Regions from separate parts of the Homo sapiens genome. Here all the other regions are linked to region 1. The links are chromatin loops, found by intact Hi-C in ENCODE. Cell type or tissue: CD4-positive, alpha-beta T cell. All regions are shown on one strand.

Region 1 (8,000 bases):
GGTTTGGTTTATTTCTACCATCTCTTTTAAAAAATACTCCTTATGTGGCAGTTTCTAAGCAGCAAAATAGTCAGCTGTGTGATTAAAATGTCAAAAAGCAGGAAAACTGGCCGCTGGGAAAGTCTATTTGGAGATTTATGTAAAGGCAGAATTCTGAATGGGGAGAGTGCTGTACCTTCTGGGCTGCAGAGTGGAGTAATTAAGGGAGGGTTCTGGCCACATCCTTCCAGACTGACACAGGCCCTGCTACACAGTTAAAGAAGCTGACAGGTGCTTGGGTTTTGTTTTGTTGTTTTTTTTTTCTTTTGCAAGCTGCATACTTGATATCTTTGGGTTTATGGCTGTGTAACTTACTTTTGGCACTTTGTTGTTTTTAATTTTAAGGGTCCTTTATAACTTTGAGATCCACCTTCTCCTGTATCACATAGTGGAGATTGTGAGGGGAGGGGCAGTGGCCTGGGGAAATTGGAATGAGGAGAAGGATCTAGAGTTCAGATGAAGTAGCTTTAATTTATGATGGAGGGTAATGCCCATTTATCTTAAATCTTGTAAACTGAACACGTTGGTGCTCCACTCACAGCCACTGCACTTCACTTGAACCTGACTGGAGTGGGTGGTAAACAGCGGTCTTCCCTAGAGACCCCGTTCGTGCTACCAAAGTGTCATCTGTGGTCCCAGCCCACACCTTGAACATCAGAATCTACATTTGAAGCCTGTGCACGTTACAGCTGGAAAAGCGGCGGCAGCAGGATACCAGTACCGGGGGCGGCGGGGGACTGGGAGCCCAGCCCTGGAGACATGCCAGCTCCTAGAGGAGCTGGTTGTCAGCTAATACCAGACGGTCTTTCCTTGTTCTCGTTGTTGTTGTTGTTGTTTATTTCATGTTTTTATCCACAGACAAGTCTTGTTTTGTTTTTAAGAGCCTCCTGCGTTAAAACATACCCAGTAGCTGGAATATCATGCTTTCTGGGTAATTATTATGTAGTATTACATTCTGGTTAATTTGGGGGGATTAATCTCATAACACTTGGTTTAAGTAAAAGGGGGAAGTTAAAAGTAGCTTATGCTTGAATATTTCGTTTTAAACAAAAAGTTGTGAGGGGAAGGTGCTGGGCAGTAGTTTTCCCTGAGTGAGGGCTTGGGGAGATGGATTTTTCAGTCTGGATCTCTGTTGATAAGGACTGTGGCTGCTTTATGTGGGGGAGTGTTCCGTATAGATGGCACAGCGATTAGTGTCATTGTGGTTTAATAGGTGGTCATGTGTGATTGGCGCTTGGTGACTGTGATGGCTCCTGACTGTGTGGCCTGCAGTTGTTCTGTAGCCGCAGCCTGCTTAGCTGCCCACATCATGGGCTCCAGATGTCCCTTGTGCCAGTATCCTTTTGTGTAATAGAAACAGTATTGCTTTTCTTTCTATAGGGCGTTTCTTCTTTTCTCTCATTCCTTAGTTTATTTTTTTAAAGAGACAGGGTTGGCACAATCATAGCTCATTGCAGCCTCGAACTCCTGGGCTTAGGCAGTCCTCCCAAGTAGCTGGGACTACAGGCGTGCACCACCGTGCCCAACTCAGAGTTCCTTTCTTAATCTGTGTCAGTTGCTGTCTTTCAGGGTAGGTCTTTCCTCACCTGCCTGGTGGTCCTTGGCTCCTTATTTGTATATAAGGTGCTAAAAGCTGATTGAAAGGGGTACGTTGAGGGCAAGCTGTGCTGCAGCATGATGGTCAGGGATCTACCTTTCTTGGGGTGGGGGGTCCCCAACTATGATTATCTTTAGGCCTTCTTCTCTTGATGAGCTTCCCCAGAGAGGAATCCTCCCATCTCTTCCTGCCGTGGCCTATAAGCTTGGCTGTCAGATCTCATAGCTGGGGGCTGGGGGTGGGAGATACGTCTCTGGCCCATCAGTCTGCATGTAGAATATTTCTTAATCTACTTTTTCCTTAGCAGTTACAAGTTTAAAAAAAACATGAAAAGAAAACGGCACTCATGAGTTTAGCTCTTGAATCTCTCTCCATGGTCTTAGAATTGAGCCTTTCCAGAGAATAAACTTGGCCTCCAGGATGAGGGAGGGGAAGGGATGTTCCAGGCTTAAGAAATTTCTGGGATTGGGGGGTCTCACTTTTCCTTCAGTAGTTTTCAACCAGCCACACTACTGGATGTCACCCGCGCCCCTGCCTTCCGATGGGCCTGCTGTCACCGAGGCTCTGGCCCGGGCTGAGCCCTCATCACTCCCCCTCCCCCCGCCCCTTCCCCTGCCCCCACCCAACACTAACCTTTCTGCTCCACCTGCTCCACTGCTCCTTGGCAATCTGTTTCCTACCTTCAGAGGCTTGGTTTCTGGCCAGTGGCTCTTTCTCCTTTCCCCACTGGTCTTTCTTTAATCTTTTTGCTACAACTTTAATGGTGTTTTGAGAGGGAGTGGAGGCAAACACGTATCATCTGCTCTGCTTAATGCAAAGTATGCACAAATTCTCTAATGAGTGATTGTGGGGGACAATAAAACCTATGGTTATAAATTTATCTTGTTTTACAGCACTTTATGTTCAGCTGTTTGTGAAAAGCAATTTAAATACAAGGATCATGCAGGAGAACAGTTGTTTATATTCACTTAATATTTCCTCTAGTAAAAGGGAAGATCAGAGACAAGTAGGATGCATAAACGATTTGCTGCCTCTGCAGCCAGCGTCCATGGATGTTGATGACTGGGTGGTGGAAGTTCCCAGTGCCTGGGCTTTTTCTAGAATTGCATATTTAATCCAGATTTGATAGTTGTATAAGTGCTCAATGGTGATTCAGTGCCTGGGCTTCAAAACTGCATAGACCAGGGTGTGAATTCCTTCCTGCTTTGTCATGTGTGGGCCGAGTTCAGATAAGAACAACTTATTTGAACCTCAGTTTCCTGACCTAAAAATGAGGGAAATTGTACTTTTCTCCCAGAGTTATTAGGAATGAGTGAATTAATGTATGTGCGTGCTTTGCCTTGTGTGACCACTGAATATATATTTTACTTACTTTGTTATATTCTAGGTCTCCTTTCGTATGTGACATTACTGTGATTTAGTGTGCCTGGGAACCAGGTGGGCCTGGTCTTTGTGCGTGGATTTTCCCCTTGTAGCAAGAGGTTCATTTGCTCACCTTTAGGGTCTGGGACATATTAAGGCCCGAGTTAGGGGACATGAGGAGGGAGGGGTACAGTTTTGTTTTGTTTTGTTTTGTTTTTCTTTTGTTTTGTTTGAGACAGTCTCACTCTGTTGCCCAGGCTGGAGTGCAGTGGTGTGATCTCAGCTCACTGCACCCTCCATCTCCTGGGTTCAAGTGATTCTCGTACTTCAGCCTCCAAAGTAGCTGGGACTACAGGCACATGCCACCACACCCAGCTAATTTTTTTTTTTTTTTTTTTTTTAAGTAGAGATGGGGTTTCACTATGTTACCCAGGCTGGTCTGGAACTCATGAGGCAATCCACCCACCTCGGCCTCCCAAAGTGCTGGGATTACAGGCATGAACCACCGTGCCAGGCCTGGGTACAGTATTTGAACCTAGGTCTGCCCAACTCATGAGTCCCTGCGTTGAGTATCCTGGCTCCTCAGGGTTGAGTCTATGAGTTAGGGGTTGGATCTGAATAGAACCGTTCTAAGACAGTTAAACAGGCAGGCACGTGGATGCTTTCTGAAGGCTCTGGGTGATACTGGGTTCCAGGATCCAGACATTTACAATAACCATCATACATTAATGAAATAGCCCACATTTTAAGAAAGTGCTTACTATTAGAGAATAGTTTTGAAGACTCTCTTGGGTAGGTAGATTGGAGCTTGGAAATAGATCTCTTTAGATTTGCTGTTACTGTACCCTGAAGAGTTAAGGGGAGCAGAAATACAGGCACTTCTTGAGCAGTGGCCATGCCTGCTCATTGGGCAAATTATCAGGCAATAATAACAAAGAGCTTTACCTCCCCAGGTCCTTCAAATGGATGAGGGCAGATGAAGGGAAAATATGTCAGCAGTTCATTTTACCTTAGAGAGTAGGTGGCAAACCAAAAGTGTATATGGGTTCTTGTCTTTGTTCTGGTTCCTTTTTTTTTTTTTTCTCTTTTTTTGTCTGAGACAGGGTCTTGCTCTGTCACCTTGGCTGGAGCACAGTGGTGCAATCACGGCTTACTGTAGCCTCCAACTCCTGGGCTTACAAGACCCTCCTACCTCAGCCTCCTGAGTAGCTGGGACTACAGGCAAACGCCACCACACCCAGCTAATTGATTCCATTTGTATCTGTCCTATTCAGGCCCTTCTTTCTAGTTTATGTCTCTTACACAGCAAATAGTTTAGCTCCACCCCCAAACCCCCACAAGTCTTTTTCCCTACGCATATTTATGTGTGGATATATATATATGTTGTAGATAAAGTCTGGATACTGTTGAATAGCCTACATCCCGCACTTAGATTGCAATTGTGTGTCCCCTGTAACCATTCTATTTTAATCTTTGTAAAAGTTCCCTTTATGACAGGGTTAAATTATGAAGACCGCCAAGTGATTAAATACTACATGAATCATTTAAAAACGATGGTTCCTGAAGTTTGAAATACCGTCCTTATTTGTAAAGTATTATTAGCTTATTTGATAACAGTCTAGTTTAAGATGTAGTACACCCATGTAGCTGGCTAGGAATTGGATTATTTTTATAGTAGTATAAATGCTTTTGTAGTATGCCTTTAGATGGCAGCATCTCTCGCCATAAACCATCTTTTGAACAGAATTTCTTAGATGCAGAAGACGTTTGAGACAGAAGGATGGTCTATCTGCATCACCCCATCATGACACAGTGGTGGAACTGGGCCCCTGGGACTGTCAGGGCTATGGCCCAGGGCTAAGAAGAGGGGATAGTTGTAGATTCCTGCCTGCATGTCTTCTACTACCCCTTCTCTTACTGATGTAAAATGTTTCCTATCTTTGTGGTCTTGCTAAAAGCCACTTTAAGGCAACCAAGGAACACTAGAATCAAGGAAGTGATTTTGGACCAAAATGTAACAGAATAGGCAGTATTTTCTTTATTTTTGAGACAGGGTTTCACCCTGTCGCCCAGGCTAGAATGCAGTGGTGTGATCTTGGCTCACTGCAACCTTTACCTCCTGGGCTCAAGTGATCCTCCCACCTCAGCCTCCTGAGTAGCTTGGACTTCAGGCGCACATCACTGCACCCAGCTAACTTTGTTTATTTTTATTTATTTATTTTTTGAGATGGAGTCTTGCTCTGTCGCCCAGGCTAGAGTGCAGTGGCGTGATCTCAGCTCACTGCAGACTCCACCTCCTGGGTTCAAGCGATTCTCCTGCCTCAGCCTCCTGAGTAGCTGGGATTACAGGCGCCCACTACCGCGCCTGGCTAATTTTTGTATTTTTTTTAGTTGAGACGGGGTTTCACCATCTTGGCCAGGCTGGTCTCGAACTCCTGACCTCATGATCCACCCGCCTCGGCCTCCAATGTGCTGGGATTACAGGCATGAGCCACCGCGCCTGGCCTCTTTGTTATTATTTTTGTATAGAGACCAGGTCTTCACTGTGTTGCCCAGGCTTGTCTCAAACTCCTGGGCTCAAGTGATCCTTCTGTGTTGGCCTAAGTGCAAGAATTACAGGTGTGAGCCACCGTGCCTAGCCTTTTAATTTTTTTTAAGCAGTTTTGTTTAGGTATAATACACATCCATACAGTTCACCCATTTAAAGCATACAATAGACTAATTTTAAATATATTCATAGAGTTGTACAACCATCCCTACAACCTAATTTTAGAACATTTGGTCACTCTAGAAAGAAGTCACATATCCCTTACCATTACCCCACAGGCCTGCATAGCCTGCATAACCCCCAGCCCCTGGCAACCATTTATACTTTCTGAAAGATTTGGCTATTCTGGGCATGACATATGAATGGAATCATGTAGATCCTTTGTGACTGGCTTCTTTCACTTAGCAGAATGTTTTCAAGCTTCATCCATGTTGTAGCATGAATCGATACTTCATTCCTTTCTACTGCCCAATAATCCATTGTGTGGGCAAAGAACATTTTGTTGTTGTCATTTGACGTACCTTTAGCTAGTACAAATGGCGTTACTGTGAGCATTCGTGTACAAGTTTTTGTGTGAACATACATTCCCATAGGAGTAGAACTGCAGGGCCATGTAGTAACTCTGCACTTAACCTTTTGAACGACTGCCAAACTGTTTTCCAAAACGGCTGCATCATTGTATGTGAGGGTTCCATCCAGTCTTACGAAGAATTCCGGATTTTCTGATAATAAGCAGGGGCTGTGGGAACAGGAGGTAGGAGATAAGCCTGTTGGTCTCTCCTATGTCTGACCCGCTTGCTGGCTGCTGTGCCCCGCACAGTTACTGTGCGTCACCAGCCAGATAAGATGCCTGTGTTCTTGTGGCTGGTGCGCAGACTGTGTTGCTGTTACAGGCCGGCTGTTTGTAATCCTTGCCTCCTGACTTTAGAGATACCAAGCTACCAAATTGTCTTTGTCCCATCCTTGTCCTAGTTAGAGGAAAATCAAACCCTTCATCACAAAGCAGTCCAGGTTTGAACATGTCAAAATCACCCACTTGACCAGTGAAGACAGCTGTAGCGACTTCACAGCAAGAGAGCAGCTTTTGTTTTTGTTAGGGTTTACATTCTCAAATCTGAGCTTACTCTTTTCTTCTTTGGCAGGCCAGACTGGACGTTCCCTCGTCTGTACTGAAATTTTGTGTGTGTGTGTGTGTGTGTGTGTGTGTGTGTGTGTGTGTGTGTGTGCGCGCGCGCGCGTTTAAGGGAGGGGAAGGCACTGGCTCTTCCTCTAGGCATATTTGGGTCCTGGTAAGGACACACACTGTACATTCCAAGGCTTTGTTTGCATCTGGAAAAAATTAGCCACACTCAGATCTTTCCCACTACAGGTCCCGTCAGGAAGCCCAAGTATGTGGAAAGCCCCAGAGTGCCTGGAGATGCAGTTATAATGCCATTCAGAGAAGTAGCCAAGCCAACAGAGCCTGATGAGCATGGTAAGAATTTCAGTGATTTCCTTCCCCCTCTACCAAAGATTTTATACAATGACACTTCATTTCTGAATGAAACTTGAGTGTCCTTGCAGTACTGCTTTGCTGAGAATGTATTTGGGAGGTATTTTCCCCTCCAGCAGTTACAGAGATCTGTTTGGCTAACGCAAATTCTTGGAAATTGTATACCTGGCGTATAAATAGTTAAGTGGGTACATATGCATTATTTAAGGATTGAGTCCTATTTCCTCTGAATTTTGACCTACCAGGTCTTGGAGGATAGGAAGCGTCACCCAGTAGATTGCTTCCAAGATTTTGTTTTGTTTTTAATATTCTACTGCTTGAGAAAATTCAACAACAGGCTTTGGCTGAAAAGCTGAAACCTTAACTGGACAAAGCATGTAATTGCTAGCTTTAAAAAAAGCATTTGGTGTCTTTTGAAGGCTGCTTTTTTTAACATCTGAAGTTTTTCTTTAGGGGATGTTGAAGTAGGAGCAAAAAAAAAAAAAAAAAAACCAAATTGATGGAAATATTTTTAAAGACATTTTATATGTATATGTATTTTATACCTGGAAATATGTGTGACATTACAAATTTGCAGCATTTAACAGATATATTCATAGTTGTTTATTTTAAAAAATCAATTCAAGAATTTTCCTGTTTGTTCCTTTCTGGGGAGTCCCCAACTCACATCTCTCTTGCCTTTAATTTGGGTGTTTTGAATTTCCACCCTGTTTTTCTGCAGAAACATGGGACTAGGAATCTTGCTGTATGTAAAGGGGCTTGCTTTATCCTCAGTGTGGACAAAAGTTTATGTAGCAATGCTGAAAGAGAACTCAACCATATTTTTACTTTGGCATATCTGGCACCTTCCTCTGCCTAATTGTGGGTGGTGGGAGATACAGACCCTTTATGTCCTAACCTGTGTGTGCCTTTTGTGTTGCTGGTGCTGTATGGCAGGGAGTGGGTAATAAGTAGGACATGGG
Region 2 (8,000 bases), 790 kb after region 1:
GTATGTAACACCTTGAAGAAATTAAATAAAATATTGTCTTAAAAAATGGAAAAACATTAATAAGTTTTAGCAACTAGAAGATCACTGGAGGCCTTGATGGGGGCAGTGTCAACAGTAGAAGAGGAGCAACCAGGTTGCAGAGGTGCAAGGAATAAATAGTAGCAGGTTACATTGAATGTACACTTGTTACATTGAATGTACACTTACTACATTCCAGACACTGTGCTTAGGACTTTGCATACAACACTGAGAAGTTATGATTATCCCTAATTTAAGATAATAATCAGAGACTTGCAAAGTCTAAGTGACTTGTACTAGGTCATAAAGCTAAGTAAGTGGTCCTAGCAGAATTTGAACCCAGGTTGACCATCTCAAAAACTGAGCTCTTAAATAATATGCTCTAAGGTCTCCCAGTGTGAGGTTAGTGGAAACAGTGACTGAGTGTAGACAACGACTCTTCCGGGTAGCCAGGAAGCCAGGTAGCTTGTCTATGGATAAGAGCAGAAAGAAAGGGAAATGGGAAGGTGTAGAGTTAAGGGAACTTCCCCCTCACTCCCTCCTCCCATCTTTTTTTAAAGATGTGTGTGAATTGAGCATTGTTATATAGTGAAGGGACTGAGGCAGGAAAGAGACAGCATTTGAGGCAATTCTGCAAGAGAGGTGATAACTGATACGAAGATTGCCAATGATCTATAGCACAGATGGGAAATTCAGCCTTAAGCAGGAGAAGTCTGCCTCCTCCAACACAGGGAGGAAAGTGGTAAGACTGGAGACTGTACAGAGAAGTTTGTAGGTTTTATGTGCAGGGGAGGAAGGGAACACATGGAAAAGTTCAAGTGTAGGTTACTTATTTTCCCTGTGGAGTAGGAGACAAGGCCATTGCTTAGAGAGTGTGCAGGCTGGGGAGGAGACAGGATAGTCAGACTTGATAGGTGTATTACTAAGCTTGAAACAGTAGTTGTGGGGAATGAGAACTGTAGCTTACTTGGGACTGATTAGAAGCTATAAACTACTAATGACACCAATCTGCATGGTGTAGGATTTTTTCCCCCAATGATACCTGCCAGCTTGTACCTAAGAACCAAACAGGTGGATTGAAACAATGTTAGGATTTTTCGCAGTATAGAGAAGCAACTGTTGGAAGAAAAGGAGGCAAGGGAGTTGAAGATTGCAAGAAAGGTGGAAGGAGCTGACGGACTAGAGAAAATCGGGTTATCGATGTTCTGGAAGTCTCAGTGAAATTACTGGTTTGGCAGATGTAGTGGGAATAGGAGAGTGAGGAAGCTTAAAGAAGAGAAGAGAGTTGAATCCAGGCATTTTTGCATGTCCCCCACGCCACACCTTAGAAGGGGAACAGTTATCTCCCATTCTCCCAGTGACCATCCTTCTAAACTCTTCCTTTTATGGCAGGACTGGAAATTGGAAAGTTACATTTCCCAGACTCCCTTTGTCAGTGGAGTTTCAGTTTAGAATCTACTGATGAGGGACACTTGTATGAGATTTGCAAGGTAATAAAGGAGAAGCCATTTTTCTCCAGCTGCAGCTAGAGGCAAGCTCATGAGCACTGGCAGATGGCAGACATCTGGGAAGACCTCCCTCAGATTTCCAGGCATGTGCCTGAGAATCACTTTGGTGCTGCAGAGCTGAGATCCTCAGTAGTGGTTTCTGCAACCCACGCAACCCTAAATTTCTTGAATTGCAACAGTGGCTTCTCAGATCTTTGCTCCCTTGGACCTTCCAGACTGTATAATCTTCTAGTTTTCCATATTAAATACGTTTTACTTGACATATTTAGAGAGCTGTTTCCCTAATATAACTTTGGCTAATATATCCCCCCAATTTTTCAATTAAGCTGGATCACAAGCTTTTCCATGGTCACATTCATCTGTCAGGATGATCACATTTCTATCAGTCAGTATTTTTAATTGCCAGAAACAGAAAATAAATATAGCTAATTTAAAAAGAAAAGAAATTTAATGAAAGGATTTCAGATAGCTTGCAGAATTGCTGGAAATGGTGGAAAACCAGGCTGTGAGAATGAATCTAGGGAAAGTGGGACACAGGCAAAATCATGCCACAGAACCAGGGAAGCAACTGCCACTGTTAAACGCAGAGGCTGAGTGTCCTTACTTTTTTTTTTTCAAGACAGAGTCTCACTCTGTTGCCCAGGCTGGAGTGCAGTGGTGTGATCTCAGCTCACTGCAACCTCCGCCTCCTGGGTTCAAGCAATTCTCCTGCCTCAGCCTCCCAAAAAAGCTGGGATTACAAGTACACGCCACCACACCTAGCTGATTTTTGTATTTTTTGGTGGAGATGAGGTTTCACCATGTTGGCCAGGCTGGTCTCGAACTCCTGACCTCTTGATCCACCCGCCTCAGCCTCCCAAAGTGCTGGGATTACAGGCGTGAGCCACCGCACCCGGCCCCTGAGTGTCCCTAATTGAGAAAGCCAAGCTGTGCGCCTGTGCCCTAGACTTAAAGATGACAGAGAAAGTGAGCATCTGATCTTTCAGCTCTTAGAGTCATAGCTGTGACTCATAAGATGGGGAACCTCAAGAGATTCAGATGCTGGGAAGCCTCACAACTGATAAATGTCTACTCTGACATCTGGTTTGTATATGTGTGTGTGTCTGTGTGTGTGTGTCATAGTTTTATACCTTTTGTTTTCTTTGGCAAACCCTCCAAATGCTCATTGTCCCCACTAAGTCTCCTTATCCTTTAAGATTCTGCTTCCTCCCTGAAACCTTCCCAGCTGGAAGTGTCTGCCTCCTGCTCTGAACTCCCAATGCAATTTTTATTATTTGACCTTATTAAATCCTCACTTGATTTTTATTGATATTTGCGTTAAAAATATTAAGTTCTAGCATATTTAAGGTTGAACGAACATTAAAGGTCATCTACTCCGATGCCTGGTAGCTCATCAGCTCATTGAAGTCATGACCTGTCTTCCCCATGTTTGAATACCCCACAGTTTTGGGCGTAACACTTGCTTATGATAAACACCTTTAAATATTAACTTGTATTAAAGGAGCCCCTCCAGGATTTGCTTGTCCTCATTTCCCTGTCTGTTCCCAACACTTCCCTCCACCACCACCTCCTTCTCCTTGCTCCCAGACAGTTCTTTCTACCAATAATAACTCTTTCAACCAATTGCCAAACGGGAAAATTTTAAATCTACCTGGAAGGCCCGCCACCCTGCTTTGAGTTGTCCCTCCCTCCAGATAGAACCAATGTGAATCTTACATGTATTAATTGATGGATTATCTCTCCCTACAATGTACAAAACAAGTTGTGCACCGACCACCTTGGGCATGTCATCAGGCTCTCCTGAAGGCTGTGTCACAGATGCGTCCTTAACCTTGGCGAAAAAAACTTTCTAAATTGATTGAGACCTGTCTCAGATATTTTGGGGCTCCTACCTTCCTCACTGCTTTATTGAACAGTGGTCAATTTCTTCTGCTCGGCCTCCGCATCCTAGCCTGTTTGGGAAAATCATCGGGGTTAGGGCTGGGGAGGCAGGCAGGACCCGGGGGACGGTAGTAGGGGCCGTTTCCCTCCCACTCCCCTCCGCTCCTTCCCTGCTGGAAAGCCGGCATGTGACCTGCGCCCTGTCAGTCAGAGGCTTCAGCCTGGGTCAGTCAGAAATCACTTCTGGAGGTGGAAGCCGCGCTGTCTCAGGGCCGAGGGTGCAGCATCAGCCATGGCGAGCTCCCCCTGCAGGCAGCATCGTGGTGGCATTCGCACCAAAAGCTCCTGTGGCCGGAGTGGGCTTGTAGCAGTTCTGGGCTGCCTGCCACACTCGGTTGCCTCTTGTTTTCTGCGCCTGGTTCTCCAGCTCTGGCTCTGTGTGAGCAAGACCATATCCCATCAGTAAATCCTGTCTCAGCTTAGGTGAGCCAGAGTTGGGTGTTCTGTGATTTGCTCCTAAGATCCCTGGCTGGCACATTTTCTTCCTCCTTCTCCTAAATGAGAGTATTCCCAGTGGTTCTTTTCCTGGCTCTTTTTTCCCGCCATCCACACTCTTTTAGCCAGAAAGTTAATCTATTTCCTGGGTATCTGTCATCACCTTTGCACCAATTTCCCCCAAATCTTTTCCCAGGTTCCACCTCTCTCCTGAGTGCTGGTTTAATCTCACATTTCCAATGCACTTCCCATGCTTGTCCTCTGATGCATGAAAATCAACAAGACTAAAATTCATACTCACCAGTTTTCATCTTGCTGATACACCTACTTCTCCTCCAAATTTCTATCTTCCTTGCTGGACACCCAGACTTTAAATTTTAAAATCTACTCTGCCTTTTACATCCCCAAACAAACAGTACCAAGTTCTGTTTGTTTTCCTGCCCAGTAACCCTTACATTCTTCTTTTCTCATGTACCGTCACTACTTTGTTCTTGCCTAACAACTGCAATATGCTGTCTTCTGAGCGCCTCCTTCTAGCTGTCCCTCTGAGTCAACTTGACAACATGTGGTCAGTGTAATTTTCCTAAAACACAGTTCTAGTCATGTCACCCTCCCACCTGCCCCTCCACACACCTTCAATGCCTCAGGCTAAAGTGAAACTCCACCTTGACCTTCCACAAACAAATCCTAAACTATTTCCCCTTTATTTATCTTATATGTAGAATTTCATAAAACACCTTATGATCCCTGATCAAGTCCCATACTTTCCCACCTTCATGCCTATGTTCAGGGTATTTTCTTTACCTGGGGTGTCTTTCTCTCAGTTCAACCCAAATCCCAACTCAGGTGCCATCTCCTCCAAAACGTCCTCTTCCTTGTCACCTTGTAAAGAGCTTCTAACCTTTAAAATGCATATGAATCACTTGAGCATCTGTTAAAATGCAGATTCTGATTTATAAGTCTCGGTTAAGGTCTGAGAGTCTACTAATACATTTCTAACAAGTTCCTGAGTGATGCCACAGGTCCCTGGACATACTTGGGGTCGTGAGGCCCTAAGGTGAGGCATGCTCTATTATTAAACCACAGGGCAAGATAGCAGGGCAGTAACAATGTGGTATTCACTTACAATATTCTACAATGTTTACAGTACCCATTTAGCCTCCTCAAACACAGGGATTGGGCTTCATTCATCATTATTTTTGTTGAATACAGTGACTTGACCAGTTTATCTTAATTGAACATGCTTCTGACATCACCTCCTTTTCTTTTCCACCAAATGGTTTTGCTTACTTTTTAGTTTAACTGGATTTCACATGGATAAATATCTGGGAGAAGGAGATGCCCTACACATGATCTGCTATAGGTGAGGATGGCCCAACATGTTGAAGATCATGCTAATTTAATTATTGTTATAGCCAGCATTCTCAGTTGTAAAAAATGGAATACTCTATAGTTCAGGCAGAAAAGTAATTTGTGAAAATATACTCAGTAGCTCACAGGATTGTAGAGAGGGTCAGAGACAACATAGCAAAAGCAAAGCACAGATTATACTGGAGCACTCCACGGCCAGACCTTGTGGACATAGACTCTGCTGCTCACTGTGAACTAGAAAGCAGTCCTGGAAACTTTGCTACTGCTGCTTCTGAAAGCTGTATGTGGCTGCCACCAACCTCGTTAGACTGCATTCTGTACGGGGCCTACTTCTTTATGTTTGTGTTAGTTTTCAGTATGTAACAAATTACCACAAACTTGGTTGCCTGAAACCACAGAAATTTATTCTCTCACAATTCTGGAGGTCAGAAGTCCAAAATCAGGTATCATTGGGTTGAAATCAAGGTGTTGGCAGGGCTGCGCTCTCTCTGGAGGTTCTGGAGGAGAACCCGTTTCTTCCTTTCCAGCTTCTGGGGTCTACCAGCATTCTTTGGCTTGTGGCTGCATAAGCAGAATCTTCAGGTCCAACATCTTCAAATCCCTCTCTGGCCCATCTTTATATGACCTCCTCCTCTGCATGCATGTTGAATCTCCCTCTGACTGCCTCTTTTAAGGATACATGTGATTGCATGTGAGGCCCACCTGGGTAATGCAGGATGATTTCCTCATCTCAACATCCTTAACTGAATCCCATCTGCAAAGACTTTGCCACATAAGGTAACATTCGGATTCCAGGGATTAGGATCTGATATCTGTAGGGACTACTCTTCAGCCTAGGACATTGTCATTTGCTTCTGAATCGAAGTCTCTCTTATTCAGATCTCATTGGTGGAGCCTATGTCCCATGCCTGCTCCTGAGCTGCGAGGAGGCTGGGGAGTAGCTTCATGTCAGGAAAGGTGTTCAAAGATGAAAGCAGCCAAAATGGATGTCAAATATCAAGTACGATAGTCTTCAAAGATTCATAAAAATGAAATTCTATGTAATGGACCAGCCAGAATCTTTAAACTGAAAGAAGTTACCTATTGCTGAATGCTTTGGGCACCAAATGCCAAGCCATGCAAGTACTGCTAAGGAAAGACCATTTACCTAGAAAACAGTTTTCTTTTACTCTGGGGGCTGGGGGGGGGGCGGTGCGAACAAAAATAAAAAAATAAAAAATAAAAACACGAGAAGTGGATTTGGGGTCGTGTTCTTTTTTCGCTCCCAGGAAAAATCTGTTCCAGACCCCAGTATGGACAATTTGGTTAGATCCTATATTTTGTTAAGAATAACAGTTGGTTGTATGTCACGGTACGTTCCATTTCCAATCTGGTCTGAGGCATATTACTCCTGTGGTGCCCCATGTTGTCCAATACATTTATGGCAATAAGGACTTGGGCAATACGATGTGGATAACTTCTGTTTCCTCAACACTTTGATATGTGATTTTCAAACAAACCAAAATGATCCTTCTTATATCTGCCCCCTTTCCCCGATACACATGTATTTCTCCATGTCAGCAATGAATTTTCCAGCTCCTCTCACCTGTATACCTGTTAAAAACAATGGTGCTAACTCTTATTTTCCACGTCAGTTATAAAAAAAAACAAACAAACAATCAATTAGGATCTTGCATGTCTTAATTGTGTTACGGCAATGGTAAGCATCTTACAGGCTGCACAGTGTCTGCATTACTTCTCCATTGTAGGGGTGCGTATGTGTGTATTGACAAGGGGGAGAAAGCCATGTAAAAGATAACTGAAATTAGCATTTACAGCAACTATGTAGATGTCAATATAAATACATTTTGGGCTCTTATGTATAAATAATCTTCTGAGAACATTGTTTTTATTGTTGACACTTTCCTGCAGGTTTCTGAGACACACTTAAAATTCAATCTGTTCCCTTGAACATTTTTGTGAATTTGGCAGCATAATAAAAACTTTCTTTTAGAAGGCCTGGAATCAAAGCAAAAAAAAAAAAAAAGTTGTGGAAAAAAATGATTTTTTCTTTAATCTTGGAGGCTTCCTATTTCTTTGTTGAGAGGTTTTGTTCAGGAAGGGACTGTAGTAATATGATCTGATTGACAAGGATCCCAGCTCCCCAAACACTAGCTGAAAATTTGGGGCAAATTCCTGACCCTTTCTGGTGCTCCATTTCTCATTATAAGATGAGAATAATAACCAGGTCACCTTCTTATTTTTCAGCAACAGTTACTTTCCCCTTTCTTAGATGGGATTGGCATTTTTAGAAAAGTATATTTTAGTGCTTGTCTCTCCCTTGGGTTCTAGAGTGGTTTTGTGTACATGAAACACTGACAAAATGCCCGTCTCTGTTTTGTCCCTGAACCCCTGATTTGATGTGACCTTTTTGGTGGGGGGAGGAAGGATGAAGGAGAGCTGGAGAGGTTCTGGAAGCTTTACTCTATGAATTAATACTTCTGCTTCAGCATAATGTTGGTATTTGATCAAACGTAAAAAGCTTCAAGCTTTTAATGTCCTGCTGACACCAGTATCAACAAAGCACTGAAGCGGAAGCTTTCTGGCAGCTGATTAGAGGGAGATTTTATTTCACTAGCTTTAAGACTAAGTATACCTTTTAGTAGATCTTTCTCAAGGATAAGCTACCTCATGTATTATAAATCAAATTCAAGAGATTTAATAAAGAACCCTTGATAATTTGGTAAT
Region 3 (8,000 bases), 670 kb after region 1:
AAAGTAAGCAGAGGCCAGGCGCGGTGGCTCATGCCTGTAATCCCAGCACTTTGGGAGGCCGAGGCGGGAGGATCACCTGCGGTCACGAGTTCGAGACCAGCCTGGCCAACATGGTGAAACCCCATCTCTACTAAAAATACAAAAATTAGCCGGGCATGGTGGCAGTTGCCTGTAATCCCAGCTACTCAGGAGGCTGAGGCAGGAGAATCGCTTGAACCTGGGAGGCGGAGATTTGCAGTGAGCCGAGATCACGCCATTGTACTCCAGCCTGGGCAACAGAGAGAGACTCAGTCTCAAAAAAATAAAAATTAAAAAGTAAGCATGTCTTATTGTTTATTTTTCCCCAGTGCTAAAAATGACTATTTTGAAACAATGCTGATAGAGTTTACAGTTCAATTTTTACTTTGAGGTACTAATTTTGCATTTGGCCGGATGCTCTTAAAAATTAAAAAGTAGACATGTCACCTAGTAATATGCCTATTTTAATTTTCTAAGAAGTTTTGTTAAAAATTCTATTAAAATATACATATCCTAGTTACCAATCACATTCATACAGAGAAAATGAACATTAAACATATTACTGTACAAACAATTTGGACTTCAGTTCCAGCTTTGGAGTCCCCTCCATTCTATTAATTAGGGTGATAAACATGGCATTTAGCAGGGAATTAACTGTGGATACCAGCACATGCCTAAGATCTAAACAACTGAAAAAGTATTTAAGAGTTCTACTTTGGAGCAGAGTAAATACTGACACTGGGACATTTTAAGTGACTAATTTCTCATAACACATTAGTGCAAATTAGAAAACTTTTAGAAGAATTTAGTCATGGAAAGAAGGAAGCATAATCTCATCTTCATTCACTCCTTGTGCATATCGAACTGATGAGAAACCCGCCAGGTGCAAACGGTGCCTTTGGAAGAGGAACCAAATCAGTCCGCCCATGAGAACTAAGATACTTAGTGTGGCAACTATGATAGCTATTGCTGTGTAATCAGGGCCTGGAACAGGAAAAGGTTTGATGTTGGAGGAGAGAATACAAAAGTGATCATTATTGATTTTATACATTATGGGTTGTGTCACACATGTAAACCTGTAAGCTGTATACAGACATAATAAATCTGATTGTTTCATAGCGCTAACATAGAATTCAAACTCATCGTCAGATCAAAAGAAACACTTAAGTGATTTCTTTTCAAATGTAAGTGTTTTCCTATTCATTCAAATCCTCTTCATTGTGATAGGAATTTTCTTCCAAAGACATTAATGCGCTATGATTATTCTCACATTCCCCCTTCCTAACACCAATTTGGGAACATCACTACTTGTATATTATCCTACTTTGATAGCAAATTGCTAAAAGCTATAAATTTTTGTTTTTGACTTACCTGGGGCTAAATAAAGTGTTATTTGCTTCAAAATGATTTAAGTCTCTCAGATGAGTTCATTTAGTGCAGCTGCTGTTCCAAGACCCTTATCTGCATACTGCCCAGATGGATTCGCTCTGTTCCATGACTTTAAATACCATTGCTATGCACACTACACATCTCGTCCCTCTATGGATAACTCAAAATGGCCAACGTAGAACTTTTGATTTGCAACACCCTAACTCTGCTCCCACCCAACCCCCCAAATCTTCCAGTTGCTTTCCATTCCACTCAGAATAAAACCAGAACTCAAGCCTTGCTTCCAAAGCTCTGTATGTCTAGCACCTGCCTACCTTTCAGTTCTTCCCTGAGCGCTCAGCCAACTTGTTCTGCCTTAGGCTCTTTGCTCCAACTGGTACCTCTGTCTGTTATGCCCTTTCCCTTGAAGTTTGCTTGGCTTGATTTTTTAGATCTTAGCTTCGGTGTCTCCTGCTTCTAGGCTTCTTCCCTGGTTTCCTAATCTAGAGTAGCTATCCACTGAGTCTCCATCACATAGAGTTTATAACTATTTGATATTTTCCTCTCTTTAAAAAATTGACCTGTTTACTTATCTTTCTTCACCAGATTGTAATCTCTGTGAGAACAGGTACCTTATCTGTCTTGTTCTCAGGTGCATCCCAGTGTGCAAAACAGGGCATGGCATATAGTAGACACTCTATTTACTGTCTCAGTGTGTGTATACATGGATACTGATTACCTAGAATTGAGGTTTTATCTTTAATATTTATATACAAGAAGCAAAAGTTTTATGCAAGATCTTTAAAAATGTTACTGTGAAAAATTTGGAGCTCTTTCTCCAGAAATGAAGTTAATATAACATTTTAATGGTAATTTTATGTATCAATTCATAATGAAATGTAAGTTCAAATTATGATTTTTTATAGATACCCTGAATGTTTTCAATAACTAAATCCAGTTTTGCATTGTTTTAAAATTAACCATGAGTTTTATGGGATTAGGAAGAAAGGAAGCAAATTAACTGCAGAAATAGACCTTTAAGCTTTTATATAATCAAACTATAGAATAAAATACATCTCAAGAACATTTTAAAAGAAATTACTTCCCTAATACCCTGGCAACTTCTGTTTTTCTTAGGAAAGAATTATATAAAATGTAGACTGGAGTCCTGGACATCTTGTGCAGTTATCGTCCCTTGTAATCTATTTTTCAGGGGGAAATCTCTATGACTTAATCAAGATAGTTGGATATACTTTAAGGACTAAATACTTCAAGACTAAATACAGAATTTTGTACATAATTGGATTGTACATTTATTTCCTGACTGTTCTGCAAAAAGTCTCCTAAGGACAGGTTCCATACTTACCCAGAGGCACTTTGCAGACAACTCTTCCAAAACCATGTTCACATTCAACTTTTTTCCAAGTTTCATTTGAAGCTATCAACATGCTACATCTTCCAACACCACTCTTACTTTTATTTTCCCATTTGACAAATGTCACTTCTGATCCATCTAACCAACTCCAAGACTGGTCTGAAGAAAGAAATTAAATACAACTATGTCTACTGCCACTAAACTAGTAAGTTACAAGCATGGGTTCATGTAACTCATCAGAACTGTGCTGTCCAATATGAGAGCCACTTGTTAAAATAAAATGCATTAAAAATGAAAAAAATAAAATCAGTTCTTCAGTTGCACTAGTCACATTTCAAGTGCTCAAGAGCCACATGTGGCCAGTGACTACTATATTGGACAGTGCAGATATAGAACATTTCTGTCTTTGTAGAAAGTTCTATTGGACAACACAGATAGAGAATGTGGTGTTTCCGTTAAAGTGCAGAATGCTTGCACATTTATTTTGTGAGGGAGAGATTTCTAAGGACCCATATCCTTCCCCTACTCTAATTGTAAAAAGTCATATCATTAAAGATATGCTGGTGGAAGAGGAAGGGTGCAGGAATCTCCATCCCCACCTTTCTCCCACACCACCACCAGGACTCCATTTTTGCTTTCCAGCTGAAGTGGCACCACCTTGTGGTGACAGTGTAAACACGATTTAGGATTCATTTAGATGGACAACTTGGAATCCTTTTATTTTTTGACAAGTACTTAACATTTTAAAATTCACATTTTAATAATTTAAAATTCAACTTTGCATAAAATGTGAAAAACCTTATCTTCTGTCATATTTGTACTCTTATTTCTACCAATTCCAAGTTCACCTAAACCCTGTATCTACTATTTCGTATTAAAAAATCCTTCCACAAATTTTCTTTGAATCAATTATCTGCAATTTTATAGGTTGGCGCAAAAGTAATGGCAAAAGCTGCAATTACTTTCACACCAACCTAACACTAAGACAGTTTTTAAAGATTACTATTAAGACATAATTTTAACCAGTGGTAAAAATATTCTTAGAGAGAAGGGAATAACAAGAAGATAACTTTCTGAATAACGAAGTTATAAGCTGCAAATCCATGCGGTGACAGGCACTAGAACTCTAAGAGAAGGCAGGCATGGGTTCCTTGTGGGGACACAGACATTCCTGTGGAGAAGAAAATGTCCTGATGTTGATCCAAGGATCCCAGAAATAAGCCTCTAGAAAGATTCCACTTTATTTAACAGGATTTTCTGTGTCATTAGTGGTTTCCGTCATTGCTAAGTTAACTCATGGATTCATTCAAAATTTATAACCATCCAGAACAGCCAGCGACCTAGCTTATTTATCCAGAAGAGGCATCTGAATTAGCCACTACTTAACATTCTTTAGCAAGGACGACTTGTTATTTAGGATGAGTTAGAACTCTCTTTGCACACTACACATACAATTATTTCACTTACCAACAGAATGTTGAGATAATCCAAGCCAAACTCTCATGGTAATGTTATTATTTTCCCTCATCAGTCTGCTCACAAATTTATTCTCATCTTCATCTTTTATGGAAACGATAGTTGCAGAGTGATCTGTTGAAAGAAAACACATTCTCAATTAGCTTTATGGAAACTAGAGAAGTAGTTTATTCTCAACTAGCCATTTGAAAAATACATATATTATTAACAAGATCATTGATAAATTCAAGCCTTACACAGAGACAGTTTTTAAAAACTGGTATTTAGGTCAAAATTTTATAAGTACTTCAAAAAAATTACTTCCAAACACGTATAAAGAAATTTTGTGTTTCTTCAAAATATTTATCTGGCAATATTTTTTTGGCCCTGGAACTGCCTACCCCTGAGACCTCTCTGACTGTTCAGATGAGAAAAGAGAAAGAGTTGTGTAACCTCCCAATGCCACTTAGCTAGGATATGTGGGAACTGGGATTTGAACCCAGACCCTCATGCCTCCAAGTCTTAAGTGCTTAACCTACATATTAGTTTTACAGTAAACCATTCTGTTTTCTCCTTTAGGAGAAAAAGGTTTATGACTTTCAAAACATACATATATCTTACAACAGTTTCCATCATGTGTATTCAGGTATAAAACCGAATGGTTCCCACACAAAAGTTCCCGGTAACTACAAGATTTTTCAATCAGTCAAGTGTCTCCACAACGGTTATCAGAATAAATTAGATAAATGCCATCCATCTACCTGGCTAATTTGCTACCCAAGGAAGCAGGTAAACAAGTTTTGGTCTTTGAAATACTCTAGGTAGTTCCCCTAGAAGTCATTTTACAGTTTGACTATGGATCAAATTTGTCACGGGAAAGAGCCAATCATTGCTACTCTTTCTAAAATAGCTAAATCTGAAGGCAAAAAGCACTGCCCTTTATGGTGGTCAGAGGATGTGGCCAATCCTATTGCAGAACGGATGGACAACCATACTACTTTGATTTGTTACCCTGGTGAGGCTAAGCTTATGTATTAATAACTAAGCAATGGAACAACTATAATTTTTATTTACTACTTAGCTAACTTTACAAAAATTTTACCTCTTAATTCCTTTTTCTAAGCATATCTAGCTATAGGTAAAACCGTTTCCAATCATTTGTCAGTATTTTTACTTAGCAGTTCACTTAGCCACTTTTATTTTATTATTTTACATTTATTATTATTTTTATTATTTATTTTATTTATTTATTTATTTTTGAGATGGAGTCTTGCTCTGTCGCCCAGGCTGGAGCGCAGTGGCACAGTCTTGGCTCACTGCAACCTCCACCTCCCTGGTTCATGTGATTCTCCTGCCTCAGCTTCCCAAGTAGCTGGGATTACAGGTGCACGCCACCACGCCCAGCTAAGTTTTGTATTTTTAGTAGAGACGAGGGCTCGCCATGTTGGTCACGCTAGTCTTTAATGGCTAACCTCAAGTGATCCTCCCACCTCGGCCTCCCAAAGTGCTGGGATTATAGGCGTGAGCCACCGCACCCAGCCACCACTTTAAAATTCTACTTCTTCCAACTTATTATTTTCCATGTACTTATTATTAACATTGATAATTTTTTTTTGAGATAGAGTCTTGCTCTGTCACCCAGGCTGGAGTGCAGTGGTGCCATCTCAGCTCACTGCAACCTCCGCCTCCTGGGTTCAAGCGATTCTCCTGCCTCAGCCTCCCGAGTAGCTGGGACTACAGGTGTGTGCGACCACACCCAGCTAATTTTTGTATTTTTAGTAGAGATAGGGTTTCACCATGTTGGCCAGGATGGTCTTGATCTCTTGACCTCATGATCTGCCCGCCTTGGCCTCCCAAAGTGCTGGGATTACAGGCGTTTTTAATGGCTATTCCAATATTTCATTGAGTTCCTATGTCATCAGATACTTAACCATTTCCCTACCACTGGGCAATTAGTTTATAGCGCTATTAGAAATGGAAAGTGCTTTAAAAATATTTTCAAAAATACAATCATTGCTTCAAATTATATCCTTAAGAAACATTTCTAAAAATTATTGAGTCATAAGAAAATCAACAAATTTTAACTCACCATGTTTTGAACACAATTTTTTGGCCTCTGAAAAACTGTGCAATGCCTGATCAGACTTGTAACAGTGACCCTTGTACTGGATCCACCGTGACCCATTCTCTTTTGCTGCTGGACATCTTGATGAATATGTAAGACGGGACAGCTTTTTAGCTATAAAAATGTTAGACACAGTTGTAACAATGCATGGAAAAAAAAGACTGCCTTTCAAAATCTACTTCAATGTCCCTGATTGGAACTGTTGCGTTTGTGGTTGAGTAGCATTTAACTCATACCAGAGAAAGCCACAGCCCACACTCTATAAATACATATTTTAATTAACTTTTTGGAATACCGTTTAAAAAACCTAGGTGATAGAAGTGGAAAGTGCCTTAGCTTTCTAAGACTGATTTGGACTAAAGTAGAAACAATGAGAAAGACAGACTAGAAAAAGAAGTAAAGACAGGCCAGGCAGACCTGAAAGTACTCTGAAATAATAATTAAAATTATTTCTTTCTTTGGATTCCTTTTTTTGTTTATTATTATTTTTTTTAGTAGAGACGAAGTTTCACCATGCTGGCCAGGCTGGTTTCAAACTCCTCACCTCAAGTGATTTGCCTGCCTCAGGCTCCCAAAGTGCTGGGATTACAGGCGTGACCCCACAGCGCCTAGCCCGTTGGATTCCTTTTTATTTTGATAATCTAAATAAATCTAGTTTTACTTAGTCATAAGAAGAACTATTTTTTAAAAATAGCTAATTTGTTTTACAAAGCATAATACATCAGCACCGCAACATCACTCAAACAAAAAAAGACTAGGAGTGGCTTCTTAGCTCTTAAAAATGCCCCTGGTTTCCATTTAAATTGATTTTTAATTGTGCTGAGTAACAGAAGCAGCCTGAGGAATGCAGCTTGTGCCCTTTAACACCTGTTTTTAATTCCAACCGAAGAGCATATGAAAACTGGAAAGTAAATTGTCAATGTCGTATTAGTGCGGTACAGCTTATCTGAATCAAATATCTGACCTGGTACCAGTCAGTAATCTCAACCCAAACTATTGTTTTGTAATGCATTCTGTATGATCTTTATGTCCTTCAGTAAGTAAAGGCTTTTTCTGTTTTTTTCTCCAAATCTCCACTTGGCAGAGTCCTTATTTGTGGTCTCTGTGATTAGAGAGGAATGGCGGCTACTGTGAGACTCTTTAGTGGCCCTTAGTTCCTTCTGCTGCTTCTCTATCTTCTGTTAGAAACCAGACTTGATCTTTTTGAACTTCGGTTATTTGATTGGCTTTTGCCTCCATTCTTCTCACTAACACACCAATTTGAGTACTAAGTCTTCAGTTCAGCAGTTGGACTCCTGGGTAAGTTTCCCAGCTGCTGCAGATCAAAATGCATTTGCCAAATTCATCTATACAATCTATAAAACTTCTCACAACTCCTCATCAATGCTGCTGTTGAAAAGAAATGTTACTAGTAAGTTCTTGTTTTTACCACCTTATGAAAATAGTTGGTTGGGCAAAGGTATATTGCTGATTACTCATTGTTGCACTGGGCTCAATTGTTAATGCAAAACTTGTTGAACATTGATTATTATGGCATCATTAGGATAGGGAACTTTTCTGAATGGTTTGACCTTTTTTTTTTTAACATTACTTCTTGCACTGGCAACATAAGGAACTGCCTTATCTTTGGTCTATTTGTTTCTAGTATAGTCTGCAACT

What was found. A loop is a pair of places that touch in the nucleus more often than their neighbours do. Peaks named below come from ENCODE experiments on the same cell type or tissue, not always from the same donor. Only the 100,000 strongest peaks of a DNase experiment are listed, where the experiment ranks them.
Region 2: it touches region 1 in a loop (2.5-fold over the local background); 2 of 110 quality-filtered maps call a loop at or near these places.
Region 3: it touches region 1 in a loop (9-fold over the local background); 7 of 110 quality-filtered maps call a loop at or near these places.

The regions. Positions count from the first base shown.
Region 1 is chr2:159,129,279-159,137,278 of GRCh38, forward strand. It overlaps TANC1 (tetratricopeptide repeat, ankyrin repeat and coiled-coil containing 1), which reads left to right. Exons shown (of 27, transcript NM_033394.3): 5 at 6,916-7,020. Among named protein-coding and RNA genes, the nearest start is that of MIR6888, 54 kb to the right of the region's middle. In CD4-positive, alpha-beta T cell, no CTCF peak of the experiment used is centred here; a DNase peak (open chromatin) is centred at 4,733.
Region 2 is chr2:159,918,278-159,926,277 of GRCh38, forward strand. It overlaps a transcript of PLA2R1 not described here. Among named protein-coding and RNA genes, the nearest start is that of LY75-CD302, 18 kb to the left of the region's middle. RefSeq lists a silencer at 3,724-3,833. In CD4-positive, alpha-beta T cell, a CTCF peak has its summit at 3,705 (motif pointing left); a DNase peak (open chromatin) is centred at 3,714.
Region 3 is chr2:159,804,221-159,812,220 of GRCh38, forward strand. It overlaps LY75-CD302 (LY75-CD302 readthrough), which reads right to left. Exons shown (of 38, transcript NM_001198760.1): 32 at 6,306-6,455; 33 at 4,229-4,351. LY75 (lymphocyte antigen 75) reads right to left here. Exons shown (of 35, transcript NM_002349.4): 32 at 6,306-6,455; 33 at 4,229-4,351; 34 at 2,753-2,920; 35 at 1-1,002. The coding sequence ends at 824. Among named protein-coding and RNA genes, the nearest start is that of CD302, 10 kb to the left of the region's middle. In CD4-positive, alpha-beta T cell, a CTCF peak has its summit at 3,441 (motif pointing left); a DNase peak (open chromatin) is centred at 3,411.